2 separate regions of the Homo sapiens genome follow, and region 2 is linked to region 1. The links are chromatin loops, found by intact Hi-C in ENCODE. Cell type or tissue: PC-3. All regions are shown on one strand. Each heading gives the region's core, and the rest is flanking DNA. Links, peaks and the distances in the headings are about the cores only.

What was found. Peaks named below come from ENCODE experiments on the same cell type or tissue, not always from the same donor. Only the 100,000 strongest peaks of a DNase experiment are listed, where the experiment ranks them.
Region 2: it touches region 1 in a loop (4-fold over the local background); 4 of 110 quality-filtered maps call a loop at or near these places.

The regions. Positions count from the first base shown.
Region 1 is chr20:47,841,307-47,847,003 of GRCh38, reverse strand. LOC105372636 (a long non-coding RNA gene) reads left to right here and starts at 3,735. Exons shown (of 3, transcript XR_936785.3): 1 at 3,735-3,825; 2 at 4,647-4,864; 3 at 5,669-5,697. RefSeq lists a silencer at 4,792-4,992. In PC-3, for the core only: no CTCF peak of the experiment used is centred there; DNase peaks (open chromatin) are centred at 2,263 and 2,603; H3K27ac peaks cover 2,447 bases.
Region 2 is chr20:47,908,025-47,913,721 of GRCh38, reverse strand. No RefSeq gene overlaps it. Among named protein-coding and RNA genes, the nearest start is that of LINC01523, 72 kb to the left of the region's middle. In PC-3, for the core only: no CTCF peak of the experiment used is centred there; DNase peaks (open chromatin) are centred at 2,471, 2,751 and 3,801; H3K4me3 peaks cover 322 bases; H3K27ac peaks cover 2,500 bases.

The sequences.
Region 1 (5,697 bases), core at 1,294-3,793:
TCTCCTGCAGGCTCCATAAACATCCGTGAAATCAGCCTGGTGACTCCAAGCTCGGTGCAGACTGCGGGGACCCATAGTGGCCAAGACCCCGTCCCTGGTCTGGCTCTGCGAACAGCCTCCAGGAGAAACTGCCAAGCCGCTGGGACTCGTGGCAGCTGCTCAAGCTGGCAAGTTCTTTCTTGCAAATTGAGATCCAGGCTGCAATCTGGGCTGGCTCTGCACATTCTGGGTGCCCGTTATCTGCTGGTTGGAGCTGCCTGGACACCTCTGAGGGCTGCTTGTGCATGGGTGGGGGCTGCTTTTGAACACATGGCTGTCCCATGGGCCGCGCCTTCTCCACTTCTTCTGGCCTGATTAAATGATGGTTATTGCAGGGAGGATGCAGGGCCAAGCATCCTCTTATGCAGCACCATGAGATGCGGGGTGTCCAGTGTCCCAGGAGAAATTCCAGCCTCATTTCCCTCTGAGACACTGGGAAGAGGCCACGTGCAGTCTCAGTGCCCGGATCCCAGGTGCGTAGTCTGAGTCTGCATGAGGTGCCAAGGTCTGGCCCTGGGCTGTGTGGGATGAGATTGAAGTGTGTCTGATGGGAGGGCCCAGGTCGCACCCACCAGGTGCCAAGAGTGCACAGATGTAGACGCCAGTGCCTGCCCAAGTCACCCAAAACGGAGAAAGGGAGGCGCTGGGAAGCCCTCGGGCCAGAGGCTGATGACGTGGAATCCTCGAGGGGACTGCCTGCTGCTCAGGGTAGAAGGGGACATCCTAATGCGGCACCCATGACAGCCCCCCACCATTCCTGCCCCTCAGACCCACTGTCCCTGGAGACCTGCAGAGGGAACCACTGCTGAAGAGAAGGCGTCTCCGTCACTTGCTTTGTCTCCCCTTGGTCACCACAAAGACAGATGCTCCCAGCCCTCAGGTGACAAGCTTGTGTTTCTGCCCCCTTCTGATACCCCTGCTCTACGGGTGTGGCCACTGCTCCTGGCTTGCAGTGTCTGTGCGGCTATGACAGCCCAGGTTCCTCTCAGGGCGGGTGTCCCTCCTGCAGAAAGCTCACCCTGTCTCCTGGGCCCTGGCCCTGCTCCTGGACAGAGGAGGGAAGGACTGGGGTGGTGGCTGATGGATTCTCAGGTCACCTTTTTCCTGTATTCCCCTGGGCTCTTCCTTCAGAGCCTCCACCCTGCACCCTGATGACTCACTGCATCTCATGTAGGAAGCCCCCGGTGACATCTCATGCCCTGTACACAGGTCCCTGCAGCCTGGGCCCCTCCTCAGCTCTGCTGCCTCTGGCGGAAACCCCACTTTCACCCCTCCCTCCTTACGTCTGGCGGGGATTGCAGGGGGCTTGTTGGAGGGAAGCCACATGTGAGACCCACATGACACACCAACCTCCCACTGTGCAGACCGCACCCCATCTATTTTCTTCCGTCCCTTCTGCAGTCAACACAGCCCTGGCTCTGCATTCGGCCCTCTCTTCACAGGGCTGTGTCTGGGCAGATGGGGCTGGAAAACAACTTGCTGGGCCCAGCTGGGGTGTGTTGTGGATGTCACAGCCCGGCCTGTGCAACAGGAGGCTCCAGGATCCCTTTAGGGGTAGGGTAGGGGGCGGGGGAATGCAGGTTAAATGGGATGGGCAGGGGCAGGCAGGCAACAGGGGTGATTAATTTTTCTCAAAGCGTTGCCAGGCTACCTTTCAATTCCTTGTCTGTGGCCCAGGCCAAGGAAAGCAAATGTTCTGCTGCCAACCTGGCTTGTCTTTTAATCATACCCTTTGCTTGTCAGTTTAGACACCCTGGTATATTCTCATTGCTTTTTAGCAATCTTTGCAACTTGCTGGACTTTTCCACCCAAATAGGAACAGTAGATCATGTGTACTGTGTGCCAGGCACTGTGCTAAATGCATTAGCTATTTCAATCCTCACAATAGCCCTATGAGATGGGCACTATCATTATCCTTATTCTGTAGACGAGGAAATTCGCACAGAGAGGTTAATTAATTAGCCCAGAGTCACTCAGCTAGTGAGTGGCAGAGCTGAGATTTGAACCTAGGCAGCCTGGCTTCAGGGTCTATGCTCTTAATCTCTCACTGTAGGGGCTCTTAAGTGAGTTTCCAGCTTCCATGGCTTCAGTTGAAGGGACTTCTCTGTGGAGGCAGGGCTAGGAGGAATTTTATCCATGGGTCCTACAGCAGCCATCTAGAAGGATGGGATTGGCTGTGACTCAGACTCTACCCTTGGTGCTGCCTCTGCCTGGAGCTCTGTCCCCTGGCTCATCCCAGGATCTGCTCCGTCTCCCTCCTCAGGACTCAAGTGCAGCATTGCAGAGGATGTTTGCTGAGCACCTGCTATCTGCCAGGCACTGTGCTAGGTGCAGGGGATCTTGCAACAAACAAAATTCCTGCTTTTATGGAGCACACATTCAGTAAGTGGAGAGGGATAAACAAATCAGTGAAAGGTATGCATGTCAGCTGCTAATCCATGCTACAGGGAGACATTCAGCAGGCTTGGGGATAGGAAGCTCCAGGTATGTGGGAGGGTGTGTTAGCTTCCTGTGGTTGCTATGACGAATCACCACCAACCTGATAGCTTCACACAACACATATGGACTCTCTCCTAGCTCTGGAGGTCAGGAGTCTGCCGTCAGTTTCACTGGGCTAAGTCAAGGTGTCAACAGGGCTGGCTCCTGCTGGATGCCCTGAGGGCAGGACTCTTTGCATTTTCAGTGTCTGTATTTCCTTCCTTCTTTCCTTCCTTTCTTTGTTTCTTCCTTTCTTCCTTTCTTTCTTTCTTTTTCTTTCTTTCTCCCTTCCCTTCTCTTCCTTTCCTTTCTTTCCTTCCTCCCTTCCTTTCTCCCTTCTCTTTCTCCTCCCTTTCATTCCCCTTCCCTCCTTCCCTTCCCTTCCTTCTCCTCCCCTCCCCTCCTCTTTCTTTCTTTCTCTTTCTTTCCTTCTTTCTTCTCTCCCTCTCTTTCTCTTTCTCCCTCCCCTTCCCTCTCCTTCCCTCCCTCCCTCCCTCCCTCCTTCCCTTCCCTTCCTTCCCCTTCCCCTTCCACTTCCCCCTTCCCTTCCCTTCCCTTCCCCTTCCTTCCTTCCTTCCTTTTTTTTCCTCTCTGTCTTTGTCTCTTTCTTTTTTTTAGAGACAGAGTCTCGCTCTGTCACCCAGGCTAGAGTGCAGTGGTGCAATCTTGGCTCACTGCAGCCTCTGCCTCCTGGGTTCAAGTGATTCTCCTGCCTCGGCTTCCCAAGTAGCTGAGACTACAGATGCGCACCACCAGGTCCAGCTAATGTTTTTTGTATTATTAGTAGACACAGGGTTTCACCATGTTGGCCAGGCTGGTCTTGAAATCCTGACCTCAAGTGATCTACCCGCCTCGGCCTCCCAAAGTGCTGGTCTGGCCTGTATTTTCTTTTGAGCCCCTCATACTCCTGGGAGCGTGGCTCCTTCCTCCATCCTCAAGCACATGATTCCAGTCTCTGCCCTGTCACTACAGCTCCTCTGACTCAGACCCTCCTGCCCTCCTCTTATAAAGACCCTGTGATTACACTGGGCCCACCCAGGTCATCCAGAGTCATCTTTCCATCTCAAGATCCTTCACTTTACACCAGCAAAGCGCCTTTGCAATGGACATACACACAGGGCCCAGGGGTTTTAATGTGGACACATATGGGGGGCCCTTGTTCAGCCCCCTATGGAAGGTGGTTGTTGATTTTCAGTAGGATGGTCAGGGAAGACCCTGCTGAGAAGCCACCATTTGAGCCAAGACTGGAGGAGCTGAGGCTGCGGGCCAGGATGACATCGAGGGTGGAGCCTTCCAGGCAAAAAAACAGTGAGTACAAAGCCAGCAACAGGTGTGCTGGCATGTTCCCGGAAAACCGGGGAGGGAGCCACAGCTGCGGCCGAGTGAGGAGAGGAGCAGCGGGAGGTGAGGCCAGAGAAGCCTTGGAGGCAGAAGCTGCGGGCCTCATGGTTATCATGAAGCTCCGGGTTTTACTCTGAGTACGCGGGAGCCATGGAGAGTTCTGAGCAGAGGAAGCACAGGACCTGACCTGGGTTTCACAGGCTTCCTCTGGCTGCTGTGTGGAAAATAGGTAAATAGGGCAAGAGTGGAAGAAGGGAGGCCTGTCGGGAAGCTTTTGCACAATGGCCCGGGTGAGAAAGACTCATGGCTTGGAGCAGATGCTGGGATGTGTCCCCCACATCCCCTTTCAGGAGCAGGCACGCATGCCCCACTGCCCAGGGGGTTGCCTGCTGAGAGCTCACAGCTGAGACCCTCCCCAGAAAATGCCCCTGGCTGACAGGAGCTGCTTTGCCCAGTCACCCTTCCTGGGGTCCCTCCATCTCCAAAGACTAGTAGTAAACACAGGGGTCTAAAGGTCCAGCCCCTTGACTCAATTCTTCGCAGTTCTGAAGGGCCGTCTTCACTGCAGACTTCCTCGAAGGATGGATTGCAAAGTCATGTGTAGAGTGTGCAGGGCTCGGGTGAATGTCTATATGTCTCTCTATATTTTAGGATCGCTGTCTACATTAGCAATTTGTTTAAAAATATATTTCAAAATTCCTGTGCCCACGTGAGGTCTAGTGATTTATCCATGAAGGTATAGAATAACGGATAGAGAAGGGATACTTATGTGGTTTGTTGTCCGACAGATCGTGTGAAAGTTTTTCGTCATGTCCAGGCACCACCTCTTCCCGGTCAGGCCCACGTTACATACGAGGACAATGGAACAAGTCAAAGGCAAAGCAACACGTCCCCCTGTAAAAACTGTCAGTGTAACCGTCCACTTCCGTATCTGTCCAGTCACTTAACAAACATTGACGGACCACCTTTAAACACAGGCTGCTGTGCTGGTGTCTGGGACACAGCGGTGAGTAAGAGCCATCTGATCTCATGACACTCTCAGGAAGTTCCAGTCTATGAGGATGGACAGCATGCAGGTCAACACATAAACATCATTCAGACTGTGAAAAATACAACAAAGGACACAGATTGGGAGATGGGATAAAGAGTCATGGGGGTGGAGCTACTGTCTCATTTTGGGTGGTCTGGGAAGGCCTCTCTGAGGAGGTGACATGTGGGCTGAGTCCTGAAGGATAAGAAGGGGCTGCCATGGGTGATTTGAGGGAACAGTGTGCTAGGTGGGAGGAACAGCAAGTGCTAAGGCCAGAGATCAGGCAGATCAGAGATGAGGCCAGGGTATCTAAGAAGTCAGGAGAGTGCTAAGAGATGGGGATGCAGAGACACTGTCAGGTGAAAAAGAAAGAGAAGGGAGCCAGGTGTGGTGGCTGACACCTATAATCCCAGCACTTTGGGAGGCAGAGGTGGGCAGGTTGCTTGAGCCCAGGAGTTTGAGATCAGCCTGGACAACGTGGCCAGACCTCATGTCTAAAAAAAAAAAAAAAAAAAAAAAAAAAAAAACAGACGTGGCACATGCCTGAGGTCCCAGCTACTGAGGAGGCAGGAGGATCATCTGAGCCTGGAAGGTTGAGGCTGCAGTGAGTCAAGATCATGCCCCTGTAATCCAGCCTGGGTGGGTGACAGAACAAGAACCTGTGTCAAAAAAAAAAAAAGAAAAGAAAAGAAAAAAAGGAAAGGGAAGAGAATTGTCACATTTTATTGCGACGACAGTGTTTTGTTTATTTAAAATATTTTCTCTCCCCTTTGAGTCCAGCCTGACACTCAGGAGATGGGGAGAGCCTT
Region 2 (5,697 bases), core at 1,365-3,864, 67 kb before region 1:
CTTCTTGGATACCCTGGCCTCATATTTGATCCTCCTGATCTCTGGCCTTTACACTTGCTATTCCCTCCACCTAGCATGCTGTTCCCTCAAATCACCCATGGCAGCCCCTTCTTATTCTTCAGAACTCTGTCCACATGTCACTTCCTCAGAGAGGCCCTCCCAGACCACCCAAAATGAGACAGTAGCTCCACCCCCATGACTCTTTATCCCATCTCCCAATCTGTGTCCTTTATTGCATTTTTCACAGTCTGAATGATGTTTATGTGTTGACCTGCATGCTGTCCATCCTCATAGACTGGAACTTCCTGAGAGTGTCATGAGATCAGATGGCTCTTACTCACTGCTGTGTCCCAGACACCAGCACAGCAGCCTGTGTTTAAAGGTGGTCTGTCAATATTTGTTAACTGACTGGACAGATATGGAAGTGGACGGTTACACTGATAGTTTTTTACAGGGGGACTTGTTGCTTTACCTTTGACTTGTTCCATTGTTCTCATATGTAACGTGGGCCTGACCAGGAAGAGGTGGTGCCTGGACATGACGAAAAACTTTCACACGATCTGTCGGACAACAAACCACATAAGTACCCCTTCTCTATCTGTTATTCTATACCTTCATGGATAAATCACTAGACCTCACGTGGGCACAGGAATTTTGAAATATATTTTTAAACAAATTGCTAATGTAGACAGGGATCCTAAAATATAGACAGACATATAGATAGTCACCTGAGCCCTGCACACTCTACGCATGACTTTGCAATCCATCCTTCGAGGAAGTCTGCAGCGAAGACGGCCCTTCAGAGCTGTGATGAATCGAGTCAAGGGGCTGGACCTTTAGACCCCTGTGTTTACTACCAGTCTTTGGAGATGCAGGGACCGTAGGAAGGGTGACTGGGCAAAGCAGCTCCTGTCAGCCAGGGGCATTTTCTGGAGAGGGTCTCAGCTGTGAGCTCTCAGCAGGCAACCCCCTGGGCAGTGGGGCATGCATGCCTGCTCCTGAAAGGGATGTGGGGGACACATCCCAGCATCTGGTCCAAGCCATGATTCTTTCTCACCCGGGCCATTGTGCAAAAGCTTCCCGACAGGCCTCCCTTCTTCCACGCTTGCCCTATTTACCTATTTTCCACACAGCAGCCAGAGAAAGCCTGTGAAACCCAGGTCAGGTCCTGTGCTTCCTCTGCTCAGAACTCTCCATGGCTCCCGCGTACTCAGAGTAAAACCCGGAGCTTCATGATAACCATGAGGCCCGCAGCTTCTGCCCCCAAGGCTTCTCTGGCCTCACCTCCTGCTGCTCCTCTCCTCACTCGGCCGCAGCTGTGGCTCCCTCCCTGGTTTTCCTGGAACATGCCAGCACACCTGTTGCCGGCTTTGTACTCACTGTTCTTTTGCCTGGAAGGCTCCACCCTCGATGTCATCCTGACCCACAGCCTCAGCTCCTCCAGTCTTGGCTCAAATGGTGGCTTCTCAGCAGGGTCTTCCCTGACCATCCTACTGAAAATCAACAACCACCTTCTGTAGGGGGTGGAACAAGGGCCCCCCATATGTGTCCACATTAAAACCCCTGGGCCCTGTGTGTATGTCCATTGCAAAGGGGCTTTGCTGATGTAGTTAAGTGAAGGATCTTGAGATAGAAAGATGACTCTAGATGACCTGGGTGGGCCCAGTGTAATCACAGGGGTCCTTATAAGAGGAGGGCAGGAAGGTCTGAGTCAGAGGAGCTGTATGACAGGGCAGAGACTGGAATCATGTGCTTGAGGATGGAGGAAGGGGCTACAAGCCCAGGAATATGAGGAGCTTAAAAGAAAATACAGGCCGGGTGCGGTGGCTCATGCCTATAATCCCAGCACTTAGGGAGGCCGAGGCAGGCAGATCACCCGAAGTCAGGAGTTTGAGACCAGCCTGGCCAACTTATACTGAAACCCCATCTCTACTAAAAAATACAAAAATTAGCTGGGCATAGTGGTGCATGCCAATAGTCCCAGCTACTTGAGAAGCTGAGGCAGGAGAATCGCTTGAACCCAGAAGGCAGAGGCTGCAGTGAGCCGAGATCACACCCCTGCACTCCAGCCTGGGCGACACAGCAAGAGTCTGCCTAAAAAGAAAGAGAGAAAGAGAGAGAGAGAAAAGAAAAAGAGAGAGAGGAAAGAAAAGAAAGAAAGAGAAAGTGAGAAAGAGAGAGAAGGAAGGAAGGAAGAGAAAGAAGAAAGAAAGAAAGAAAGAAAGAAAGAAAGAAAGAAAGAAAGAAAGAAAGAAAGAAAGAAAGAAAGGAAAGAGAAAGAAAAGAAAAGAAAAAAGAAAAATACAAACACTTGAAAACACAAAGAATCCTGCCCTCAGTGCTTCCAGCAGGAGCCAGCCCTGCTGACACCTTGACTTAGCCCGGTAAAACAGACGGCAGACTCCTGACCTCCAGAGCTAGGACAGAGTCCATCTGTGTTGTTTGAAGCTATCAAGTTGGTGGTGATTTGTCACAGCAACCACAGGAAGCTAACACACTCTCCCACATACCTGGAGCTTCCTATCCCCCAGCCTGCTGAATGTCTCCCTGTAGCATGGATTAGCAGCTGACATGCATACCTTTCACTGATTTGTTTATCCCTCTCCACTTACTGAATGTGTGCTCCATAAAAGCAGGAATTCTGTTTGTTGCAAGATCCCCTACATCTAACACAGTGCCTGGCAGATAGCAGGTGCTCAGCAAACATCCTCTGCAATGCTGCATTTGAGTCCTGAGGAGGGGGAAGGAGCAGATCCTGGGATGAGCCAGGGGACAGAGCTCCTGACAGAGGCAGCAGCAAGGGTAGAGTCTGAGTCACAACCAATCCCATCCTTCTAGATGGCTGCTGTAGGACCCATGGATAAACTTCCTCCTGGCCCTGCCTCCACAGAGAAGTCCCTTCAACTGAAGCCATGGAAGCTGAGGACTCACTTAAGAGCCCCTACAGTGAGAGATTAAGAGCATAGACCCTGAAGCCAAGCAGCCTAGGTTCAAATCTCAGTTCTGCCACTCACTGGCTGAGTGACTCTGGGCTAGTTAATTAACCTCTCTGTGCCAATTTCTTCGTCTACAGAATAAGGATAATGATAGTGCCCATCTCATAGGGCTATTGTGAGGATTGAAATAGCTAATGCATTTAGTACAGTGCCTGGCACACAGTACACATGATTCTTATTTGGGTGGAAAAGTCCAGCAAGTTGCAAAGATTGCTAAAAAGCAATGAGAGTATACCGGGTGTCTAAACTGACAAGCAAAGGGTATGATTAAAAGACAAGCCAGGTTGGCAGCAGAACATTCGCTTTCCTTGGCCTGGGCCACAGACAAGGAATTGAAAGGTAGCCTGGCAACGATTCTAGAAAAATTAATCACCCCTGCTGCCTTCCTGCCCCTGCCCATCCCATTTAATCTGCACTCTCCCGCCCCCTACCCTACCCCTAAAGGGATCCTGGAGCCTCCTGTTGCACAGGCCGGGCTGTGACATTCACAACACACCCCAGCTGGGCCCAGCGAGTTGTTTTCCAGCCCCATCTGCCCAGACACAGCCCCGTGAAGAGAGGGCCGAATGCAGAGCCAGGGCTGTGTTGACTGCAGAAGGGACGGAAGAAAATAGATGGGGTGCGGTCTGCACAGTGGGCGTTGGTGCATCGTGTGAGTCTCATATGTGGCTTCCCTCCAACAAGCCCCCTGCAATCCCTGCCAGATGTAAGGAGTAGGGGGAGGGCTGAAAGTGGGGTTTCCCCCAGAGGCAGCAGAGCTAAGGAGGGGCCCGGGCTGTAGGGACCTGTGTACAGGGCATGAGATGTCACCGGGGGCTTCCTACATGAGACACAGTGAGTCATCAGGGTGCAGGGTGGAGGCTCTGAAGGAAGAGCCCAGGGGAATATGGGAAAGAGGTGACATGAGAATCCATCAGCCACCACCCCAGTCCTTCCCTCCTCTGTCCAGGAGCAGGGCCAGGGCCCAGGAGACAGGGTGAGCTTTCTGCAGGAGGGACACCGGCCCTGAGAGGAACCCAGGTTGTCATAGCCACACAGGACACTGCAAGCCAGGAGCAGTGACAACACCCATAGAGCAGGGGCATCAGAAGGGGGCGGAAAGAGGCTTGTCACCCGAGGGCTGTGAGCATGTGTTTGCAGTGACCAAGGGGAAACAAAGCAAGTGACGGAGACACTTTCTCGTCAGCAGTGGTTCCCTCTGCAGGTCTCCAGGGACAGTGGGTCTGGGTGGCGGGAACACTGGAGGGCTGTCACGGGTGCCGCATCAGAATGTCCCCTTCTACCCTGAGCAGCAGGCAGTCCCCTCCAGGATTCCACGTCATCAGCCTCTGGCCCGAAGGTTTCCCAGCAGCTCACTTTCGCCATTTTGGGTGACTTGGGCTGGCATTGGCATCTACATCTGTGCACTCCTGGCCCCTGGTGGGTGTGACCTGGGCCCTCCCATCAAACATGCTTCAATTCCGTCCTACACAGCCTAAGGCCTGGCCCTGGCCCCTCATGCACAGACTCAGACGACACACTTGGGATCCAGGCACTAAGACGCTGCACGTGGCCCCATCCCAGTGTCTCAGAGGGAAATGAGGCTTGAATTTCTCCTGGGACACTGGACACCCCACATCTCACGGCGCTACATAAGAGGATGCTTGGCCCTGCATCCTCCCTGCAATAACCATCATTTTATAAGGCCAGAAGAAGTGGAGAAGGCGCGGCCCACGGGGCAGCCATGTGTTCAAAAGCAGCCCCCACCCACACACAAGCAGCCCTCAGAGGTACCAAGGCAGCTCCAACCAGCAGGTAAAACAGGTGGCTGGAATGTGCAGAGCCAGCCCAGATCGCAGCCTGGATCTCAATTTGCAAGAAAGAACTTGCCAGTTTAAGCAGCTGCCATGAGTCCGGGTGGCTTGGCAGTTTCTCCTGGAGGCTGTTCTCAGAGCCAGACCGGGGGCGGGGGCTCCCCTTGGCCTCTGTGGGCCCCCGCAGTCTGCACCGAGCTTGGAGTCACCAGGCTGATTTCACGGATGTTTATGGAGCCTGCAGGAGACCATAGCTTAGTGTGTCCCCTGCTAATTAAAGGACAACGGCCAGTTGTTCCCCGTCAGAGATTATAAAGGATGATTGCTTAGGTCCCCAGGGAGTGGATGGGAGCGTATCAGATGCCAAAACCTGGTGCCTGCCACCTGGCATTCTTTGGAAGTGACCCTTTGAGGCGCATTGGCCATTATCGGGGAGATGGGTATTGGGGAGCCTCCCTCTCTGCTCTGGGGGCTCAACTCTGCCCACATAGGGCAGGAGGACAATGTCCTGAAGCTGTGCCTGTCCTTGCCCAAGGAGGGTTGGGGGCTTTGCAGGGGGGTATGTGAATGCCTGCAGGCCTGGGGGTCAGGGGACCCATGCAGGGCTGGAAGAGGGGTTCTCAGCCACAGGACAGCCCTGCTTCAGCCAGTGAAGCCATGTGTGGAAATACGGCTCAGCATTGTTCAACCTTCCAGCAGCCAGGACACCCTGGGTTTGAGTCCCTGCTACAGATAAAAGAACCGAATCCGACCATTTTCTCCAGCCATTCTCAGACTCTGCCTCTCTCCCCAGCCCCTCCACCCCTGTGTTCAAGGAAGGCAGAGCCCAGAACCTGTCATGTGGGACCTTGGGCTTTCCACGGCCTGATCAGTGCTAGTCCCTGGGGAGCACTTTGGGAGACACATTC